Regions from separate parts of the Homo sapiens genome. Here region 2 is linked to region 1. Evidence: chromatin loops called from intact Hi-C (ENCODE). Cell type or tissue: IMR-90. All regions are shown on one strand.

Region 1 (5,000 bases):
ACTTGACTTTTGAAAGTGGTTCATTAGAACTTGTGCAGACTTGTTAATGGAAGGCCTTGAAGAGACCATTAAGTATATTTCTTTATTACTTTGCAACACAACACCTGAGCTAGCTCAGAAATATAATAACCTGTCTTAAAGAAATCTGTTAAGTTAATGTTTACAATACATTCTAGATTGCAAAATTTATGAGGGAAGATGATGTTGGTCTAACTTGCTTTCAGTAAGCATCCTGTTCATGTTTACTTAATATATGAATTAATAGATAAACAATGATAGTTTAAATGTATTGACAATACACTGTTTCAGGCATTATTCTATGAATATTGTGCATACACGTTCACTTAATTATCAGGAGCTAATAATAATTATTATTAATTAAAAGGAAGAAAACAAATTTTCTTGTGAAATTGATAATTTAAATGGTCAAACTTTTTTCAGAAAAGTTTTCCTTCTGCATGAGCAAAACCCTTTATGTTTTCTGTTTCTTGCTCTTTTAAGAATAAACATATAGAAATACTAAGGTAAATACATTAAATATTTCATGACTATAAGAAAATAAGGAAAAACACTTGGGAATTTAATGTAAACATTTCTACAAAAACACAAATAAACTGTAAAGATAAAAAGCACAAGAATTGTTACTTTTACATAAAAATACCTTGTACATTTTATCATAGGTAATATAAATTTAGATGCATCCCCTTTAAATAATTCCATTTGTAAAAGATTTACAGTTTTAGAGCATGTGGTAGATATTTTAACATTATTGGGAAAATAAGATTTATATGCATAATAAAAGATGCAAATTCTTAATGTTGATCTGAGTTACAAGCAGAGACATACTTTTTACATATTTCTTCTCATTATGGATTTAAAAAAATAATTGTGGCAATTATTCAGAGACTTTCACAGCCTCTTCCATTTTAGTAACTGCATTTACCTTTGAATGTAGAATTCATCCGACCAGGGTCATAGTTTTCTTAAAAGAAGAACAGTCATAGTGCTGGAAAAAACACTAATGATAGTGGTAACACATTTAGGAATCCTAAAACTTACATAGTGTTTACTTACAGAAGATGAAGGCCAGTATTTTTATCAAAAGATACTGTGTACTTGTCCCTGAATTGATTGTCAGTCTAGCAAAATAGAAACTTTGCATGTATTCTTGTCATAATCTTATTTTTTTCAAAGTCCTTCATCATCAGTTGGGTTTTTCTTTTGGCTTCATGCAGCACTGGAACCTCATTCTGTAAACCACTAGCTATGTGATCTTTAAAAAGACATCAGCATCTGACATAAATGGTTCCAAACAATTTGAGCAACAAAGCACATGCCACAAATAACTTATGTGCCTTTCCTTTCTAATAAAACCAAAAGCACTCACACGCCATCTTTGTCCCAAGAATGTCTTATTTGAGAGTAAAAGAATAGAAAGAACAATTGCCTTAACTTTTTTTCTCATTTGTAGTAAGAAGATAAGAAATAATAATAATAATAGGACAGAGGTATTATTACCACCCGGTGCAAAATGGGGGCTATCACTCTAAAGAGTGAAATGGAAATGAAAACACTGTTTTAAAATTAAGTTTTATGTTGATAGCTATATTCTGCCAATCCATTAGTGTTGATAAAATAATTCTTAAATGTTTTTAGAGGCCTTGATAAAAAATTGAAATTTGCCAAAATGTTTCTCTCTTTTTCTCTTTGTTTCTCTCTCTCTCTCTGTCTCTCCGTCTGACCCCTATCCTTTTCTTATGAATCTGAAAATTTGCTGTTACTCTGTTGGAATGGGGGTCCTGCTCCTTTGAAACTATATGGCATCCACTCTGAAAGCCAGTAAGTATTTGCAATAGAGTCCAATTCCATTTGAAGGAGTTGTTTTGTTTAGGCTCAAAGTACTGACGTCATTCTGAGCAATTTACAAAATGTGTACCCTGCTGTAAATGTTCAGTGTCAGTTCAAAAATTACATTTATATGAAATGTTCAAATCAGCGTTGTAGTAGACACATTTTATATGAAGTTTTAAAATAACTTAAAAATATTCTCTTTCTATTACACAAAGAAAAAAATCATCATCTATAATTCAATTTACAAAATAATTATTGAAACATTCATGAATATGCATTTATAGGCTGAATTTCTAACTTAAAGATTAGGTCTTTAACTGAGATCATGTTTTTCACATACAATCTGTGCTACTGGTGTAGTGATTGCTTTCTGGGTGTTATTACTAACTCCTTCCAAGAGAGAGCAGTAGTGAATTGCTTTATTTGTGCTGGCTATGTAGTTTTACTCAAAAGTACTGATTTTCATTTTCAACTTTATAACCTTTCAACCTATTGACCATGAAAAATGCTCTGACACAACATGACACATATAAATGTTTAAAGTCGAAAGGGTAATTATCTATATTCATAGTTAAAACTGTGCCTTCATTTCACAATAGAAACCATATGTTCACTCAAAACACTTTCAATAGGTTAAATAACACCCAGATTAACCCTGAGTTAGTTTACTGGTTAAAATAATAACAGCATCTTCTTCCAATTCAGTAGTTCATTTATCATCTCTGATCAAGGCACTGGACATGAACTTTCAAGATTTAAAAGCTTAAGTTTAAAAAGAAAAAAGAAGCGAGAAAAAAAGCCTACAGATGTTTAAATATCCTCTTTCTTGACCTTATCATGGTCTTATCTGTTCAGGTACTTAATATCAGCTTTGAGAGTTATTATTGAAAACTATATATTCAATTTTGTCTGATATTTAATAAAATAAAACAATTTCTCTCTCAAGTCATGAAGGCAATAACTTGTAAATTTTTCCTTAGCACTGTACCATATGGAGAGCAATTTAGAACAATTATTGAATTTTTTTTAATGCAAATTGCATTAGGCCTTGATCAGACCAGTGAGGTAGACCAGAATGAGGAAGGTGGACCTCTGTCAAGGCCAGGCTAGAACATCTTGCTTCACTGGTCAAGTGAGGGATTTTGTGAGACAAATATGTGAAATGAAACTTAACGTCACTTTCAAATAAACCAGCTTATATTTATATAGTCATCCTTACAATAATTGATTATTCTGAAACTTTTAATCATTGCAGCAGAGAGTTACAAACAGAAAACAAAATTGTGTATTATAATAGTAATGAGAAGCCAAAGGAAAAAGACACTTTAGGGAAAAAAAAAAAAAAAGACCAAGAGGCAAATGACTTTTCAGCATGTGCCAGCTCTGGTCATGTTATGCTGGTTGCAAACCCCTCCGCACCATGCTTTGTAATGTCACAGTTCTTTGTCAAGCTGCAGAGGAGATCACCTCCAATGAACAGATGATCTACTGGGGGCTTCATCAAAAAGGACCTTTCTGCCTCTGTAGAAGTGACATATTTTTCCTTAATATTTTATTCAAGCCCCACTGGAAGCAGAGTAAAAGCAGAGTACGGAATAAACCACGAGACCTGTGGATGCTTGGTTGATATACTTGTTCTGATCACAATATTATTATTTTTTATGATGATACAATTGCTTGGAATTGTCATTCCTCTATATAAAGATAATACAAAGGTATGGGAACTGAGGAGGACAGTATTCCCTTTGGATTTAAATAAGTTTCCATCTTTATAGGTAAGGGCATGAACTCTAGGAGGGAGCTTTGACTGAGTGCTTTTTCCCTTGAAATAAAAAAGAAATACCTTTCTGCATATAAAAACCAGAAGTTCTACTTGTTAAAGAACAGCCTCTTTCTATCAATGGAAAAAAATAGTTTTCTAAAATTTTGCAGTTTTGCATCCATCACTGGCTGATATGCTCTAAACAAGTGAGAAAACCATTCACCCTTAGAAAAGCTGGCTGTCACCTAGTTTACGCTCTATATGTGAGTTTTCATATGTTCTCCTTATAAACCTGTACCATCATTTATGCATCATTTACCATAAAGATAGGACTTACTAATAAATCTCTTCTATAGAATGCTATAAAGTAATTTGAAGGTCTTTCATATTCAGTATCTCAAATGACTCTGCAGCCTTCATTTTGTCATAGTATAGATTATTTTGGATATGGTTTACTTGAGCCTTACTGTTATTTATCAACAAGACTCTGAGTCTATGAATATAAAGAAAAATTCTTAGCATCTGCATGGGAGGAATACGCAAGGCTCTTGCCTCAGTTCCAGTTATTGAAAGTTAACACCAAGGCAGCAAGGCTTTTAAAGCTATCTACACTCACAGTAAGTTCTCAGCAGTGGCTGCTAAAGCCCATGAATCCAGAGGTGGTAAAAAACATTTATGTTGCATTATCAGCTCAAAGTGACAAAAGGCAAGTTGCAGTGCCAGGGCGAGTGTTTCATTAAATTTTCCAGTGAGTTAGCACGTGGAAAAAAGAATTGATACATGGTTAACGCTAGCATGTGAAAGGCTGTGCTCTGCAGATCTAATAGATCCCAAATATAAGTAGTATCTACACTGATAGAAAGAAGGGTTGGAAAGAAGCAGTCAGAGAAGTTGTATCAGAGATGATTTACTCTTTTATTGGGTTTACTGTTATAATTTTGTTTTATGGACTAGAAAGAAATTAAAAGTTTTACAAGGAAAATGAGAGGTTATCACTCAACTTCTTTTGTTTTGTAACAAAACAAAACAAAAATTGGAAAAAGTAAGATAAGTTTAAACATTTATTATCCTTTAGCAAGTTTGGTGTTCATTAAGGACACCTACCATGGTCAAAAAAATCAGCTAAGCAAGGGTAAAGTGTAGCATTTTTAGACCTAATTCAGCAGTCTTCAGACAACATTCTCTAAAGGTGCTGCTCACTTAGTTTTGCTCTTTCTGGACAATCAGAAACTTAACTATGATACTTCCATAATTTCATCTCTTATATCCCTGGGTCCTATAACTCTGAATTTAATACAAACTCTATAGAGGTTTCTAATGAGAATTATGTATTGTAATGCATACCTTATTGAAACATAAATATATTTAATAGCTTAAATATAGCCTG
Region 2 (5,000 bases), 720 kb after region 1:
ATTATAAATTTTTGTCAGAGAAGTGATATTACAAAAAGATCATCAACTCCTTTGGAATTTTTAGGAAACATTGTGCCTAACAGTTTTTAAGACAAATAGAAGAAAAAGACACCTCTGTAATCTTACCCAAGCTAGTGGACATAATTTTTATAAGCTATGTATACATTACTCTACTCTGTGCTGTAAACTGATTTTTCTTTATTACTTCCTTAATTATTTTATTATGAGTTTATATTTCCCTTGATTTATTATTTCGTAATGTGTGCCCATTGTACGTTGTGTAAAGGCCCTGATAATCTACTGATAAAATACCTACAGACCCTGGCGCTAATGTGTTCATAATCTATTAGTAGCAATGTGCAAAATGGAAGCATTCACTTAAGAAATATTTTTAGACTCAATTTTAGAAGCTTAAAATACATTTTTTTTAGAAATTCATAATAATCACATCAGGAAATACTTTGTGATATAGCTGTGGTCAAATATTCTAATTAATAACTTCATAAGGTTAATCTTCTGAGCCAACTCATCTTCTACACTCACTACGCTAGACTTGAAGAGGATGGATATCACAAGTAAGATTTTAATACGCTGTCATAGTGTTTTTCAAAACTGCTGACTGTAAATACGTGTCCTCTGAATTTATATTAGGCAATTATCCATGGAAGTCAAATATCCTCAAGTAACTGGGTAAAATTGCCTTTTGATTAAGCATTTTCTAAAAAAGGCAGAACAGCAGCAGTCTAAATAATTTTTAAATTATAATTATATTCTGTACCTTGATTTTTTTCATTGCATTACTATTAAATGGCTCTTTTTTCTGACATAGGTTTAAAGCATTAGTATTTTGAACCTCACTCTTTGAGCAAGAGGATCTGGATTTAAGTCGCAAGCCTCCAGCACCAATTGCTGTTAAATTATTGAAAAGACACAAATCTATATATTTTTTATACCTTTTATATGTTAAACACTGTCCTCCGTCATTGTCATGTCCTATTTTATTTTTATAGTTTATTATACATTTATTATAATTTTTTACAATTAGACAAAGGTACATGGGTAGGTAATTGGCAAAACTAGTATTCAAACTCATAGATTTAATCACCAAAATGTACATCTATCTCTTCTCTTTCTGCTTTTCCTTCTTTTATTTGCCCCTCATTACCACTAAGTGTGTCTTTTGGCCACCTCTTCAGCACCTGTGCTAGAAGCAGGGCTATCAAACACATTTCTTCAAAAAATAAACTCACAGACCAGGTAAAAGATTGCGCTGAACTTCACTCTCAATATTTTATGGAAAACAAAATTTGTTGTTAGGTTTACTGGTGTTGGATTCTAGCCAAGTGAATTTATATATATAAAATAGCATTTTGAAACTGAAGAACAGATCTCTCTTACCCATAAAACTGTCCCTAAAATTTGCTGCCTAATTTATCAAGTAAAATATAGCACCCACAGTTAAATTTGAATACTTATACTGAAAAAGAATTAGTTACTGTTAATCTGAAATTTAAATTAAACTGAGCATCCTGTATTTTACCTGACACCTTAGGGAAAACAATCTTTCACAAGACTCAAGCGGTCATGACTGCATATTTTAAAGAGAAAAAAAAGTAGTCAATTATGACCTTTTATCATCAATCAGTACAAAACACTATGCTGTTTTCATATATCAGAAGCTGCATAAGAACTGAGATAGTCGAGAACTTGATGACATTTTACATGCCAAAGAGACATGTGGACACTGTCAAGTACCACAAGGATACTGGCACTGAAAATGCCACTCTGCGTGTTACATGTCGGTTACATGACCAACTACATTACTAACCCAAATGTATTCAGTCCCCCAAAAGACTTCACACAGCAAGTAACAGAAGAACCCATACCTGAAAGTTTAGGTCAGCATTTTGTGAACTCATGATCAGTGTAGTACCAGGTCTCTACATTGTAAAATCTGTTTTACATATTTCAAAACATTTAAATTTTTTTAAATAAGCACTTTCTTGAATTAAATGTACACTTTCCCATTTTGATTCACATATGATCTTTATTATTTGGTTTCATCATTCAGAGCAATGACTGAGTAGCCAGACCAGCCCCCTTTTTCTTCCGGATCCTTTGAAGAACTTTCCAGTGTTTTTCCTTGCAGTAGGTTTATTTTTACTGATTGCAAATTTCTAGTGTCACTTGCCAGTTCAAAAACTTTCTGCCTCTGTGTAATCTGCTGCCCAATTCTTTCCCTATCCCCCAGAAGTTTTATCCTGAGGCAGGAATAATTTATTCTTCAGTGCTTATTCAAGAAGATTTTCCATGTCCATGCCAAAAAGCAAGTCCTTGCCAAATGGAATTCCTGTGTGGAGTTCTTTCAAAATCATGTCTTCCAACCAGAGGTGCAGCCAAAGAACTATCTGGGCAGCCACATTAGCTGTCATACTTTTCAAAATCACTGGCAGGCAGCCGATAGCACAGTCTGCCAAAACCTCTACTTCCATTTTAACCAGAGCACAGGTCTTCAAGGACGTTCTCTCAACTCTCATAGCCACTTAGAAATGGCTCCAGCGCCTCTGCCAGTTTCCTGCCTGAATGCAAGTTCCTGCTGCTTTGAAAGTTTGCTAAAGGGAAACATCTGCTTCTCTATGGGCTTAGTTCAGTTTCCATTAAGGCAGTGAGCTTTTTTCACCTTTAATGAAATGTTAGCAATTTCAGCATCCATGTTTTTAGCAGTTTCCTATATTTCAACCTTTAAATATAAATATGCTTTTATTTTATGGAGTTTCTTGGAAGCATTGAAGATTGATCTTTCGAGGCTCATATCACATCAGTATGATGTTAATTAAAATCTAATTTACTGTGTATTTTTTCTGTTGTCTAGTTTCTCCTCCTCCCCGATCCCTATTAGCCTTATATCATAGATATTGTTTTACATTATTATAAGTGGAGATGCTTGATTAACCCATATGTGCATTAATCATTATTTATCTTAATGAATTACTTACTCTATAGTTTATTTCTGAATGATTCAACCATTGGCATAACTATCTGGTCCTTTGCTTTCTCATCTAAAACAAGAAACCTCTGAGTCTGCTAAATGACCTTTGATACTTCTTCTAGTTCTAAAACTCAAAGTCCAGTTGGAGATCTTAAATTTTTCTTCTCAATAATATTGCAGAAATATTTTCTTTACAATCTGTTTAACAGGCATTTACTTTATAAAGCATTAAGTCCACAAACAACAATAAGGGAGTACCAAGGAAGATAATTAGAATTGAAAGGATAGACTTCAGAAACTAGTTATGTTTTGTTGTTGGCATTTAATGCCTTTTGTGGCCAGGCACAGTGGCTCACACCTGTAACCCTAGCACTTTGGGAGGCTGAGGCAAGCAGATCCCTTGGGCTCAGGAGTTTAAGACCAGCCTGGGCAACATGGTGAAACTCATTCTTTACAATAAATACAAAAATTATCCAGGCATGATGGCACAGGCCTGTAGTCCAAGGTACTCAGGAGGCTGAGGTGGAAAGATCTCTTGAGCCTGGGAAGTCGAGGCTGCAGTGAGATCACGCCACTGCACTACTGTCTAGGTGACAGAGTAAGACCCTACCTCAAAAATAAGTAAATAAATAGAGAATTGCCTTTAAAAAATTATTAAACTTGTTATTAACTGGTTATGTTGAAAAAAGCTATGTGTTAGGTCAGTCATAGCTAAGTTAAATTCTCTGTCATGTCAACTACTTCCTCATGATATGGCTATAATTTTCAAAAGTACATTTATATTACTGTTCTCTCTATGGACATTTCTACTGAACTGCTTCACAGGCATCCAACTTTAACTTAATATCTTAAAATATGTACTAAACCTCACTCGTCATTTTCTTTCTTTTTTTAAAATTTTTTTGAGAAAGTGTCTCACTCTGTCACCCAGAATGGAGTGCAGTGGTGCAATCTCGGCTCATCACAGCCTCAACCTCCCAGGCTCAAGCCATCCTCTCACGTCAGCCTCCCAAGTAGCTGGGGCTTCAGGTGTACCAACCACGCCTGGCTAATTTTTGTAATTTTTGTAGAGATGGATTTTTGCCATGTTGGTCAGGCTGGTCTGGAACTCCTGGGCTCAAGTGTTCTGCCGTCTGGACCTCCCAAGGTGCTGGGATTAAAGGCCTGAGTCACTCCACCAGGCCTCACTCATCATTTTTTTTTTTTTTTCTCCAATTCTTTCTATTTTCTTTGCTGTCACTGGAAATGGTACTGCCATCCTCTAAGATGAAAATGCTAGAAATCTCTATATCATCCTTGACTTCTCTTTTTCTTTTACCTCCAGCATCCAAATAGTAGCCACATTTTATTAATTCTACTTTTTAAATATCTCATCAATCTGCCTTTTCCTTCTATTCTATTACTTCTTTGATCTGTAACTTGATGATCTCAGTGCTAACTTTTAAACTGCTCCTTCAGCCTCAGCCCTGGTCCTTGTCTAATCCAGTATCCAATCAGGAGCCAGAATGTTGGTTCTGTAACATAAACATTACAATGACACAGCTTCACTTTAAATTTTTACTTTATTTATTTTTTAATTATTGTAGCAATGGGGTCTCTCTTTGTTGCCTAGGCTGGCCTCAAACTCCTCGCCTCAAGTGATCCTCCCGCCTCAGTCTCCGGACAAGCTGGGATTGCAGGCCTGAGCCACTGCATCTAGCTTGCTGTAAATTTTTAAATTCAAAGTTCTTAATGTAATGTAAAATAATTTTGTAGTCTGACCCCTATTTATCTTTTCAACCTCATAAATTGCCCCTCTAACTTCTTTGTGCCCAATATGTTAACTACTTAGGTCTGGGGTCTTTCTTCTTGTGGTTTTTCCATATACTGTTTCCTGGAATACATTCATTCCACATTATGAACCTGTTCACACTCATACTTTCTTCTCTGCATCTTGTTTTGTGCCCCAAGGAGGCTGATTTTGAGAGCTAGATCTACGGCTCTCTTTTCACCTTCTAATAGAGTTCCCTTA

What was found. Hi-C counts contacts between places; a loop is a spot of excess contacts. Peaks named below come from ENCODE experiments on the same cell type or tissue, not always from the same donor. Only the 100,000 strongest peaks of a DNase experiment are listed, where the experiment ranks them.
Region 2: a loop joins it to region 1, with 2.5 times the contacts of the local background. A loop is called at or near these places in 1 of 110 quality-filtered maps.

Annotation. Positions count from the first base shown.
Region 1 is chr1:79,257,683-79,262,682 of GRCh38, forward strand. No RefSeq gene overlaps it. Among named protein-coding and RNA genes, the nearest start is that of LINC02792, 65 kb to the right of the region's middle. In IMR-90, a CTCF peak has its summit at 2,248; a DNase peak (open chromatin) is centred at 2,279.
Region 2 is chr1:79,979,937-79,984,936 of GRCh38, forward strand. No RefSeq gene overlaps it. Among named protein-coding and RNA genes, the nearest start is that of LINC01781, 550 kb to the right of the region's middle. In IMR-90, no CTCF peak of the experiment used is centred here; a DNase peak (open chromatin) is centred at 2,435; H3K27ac peaks cover 625 bases.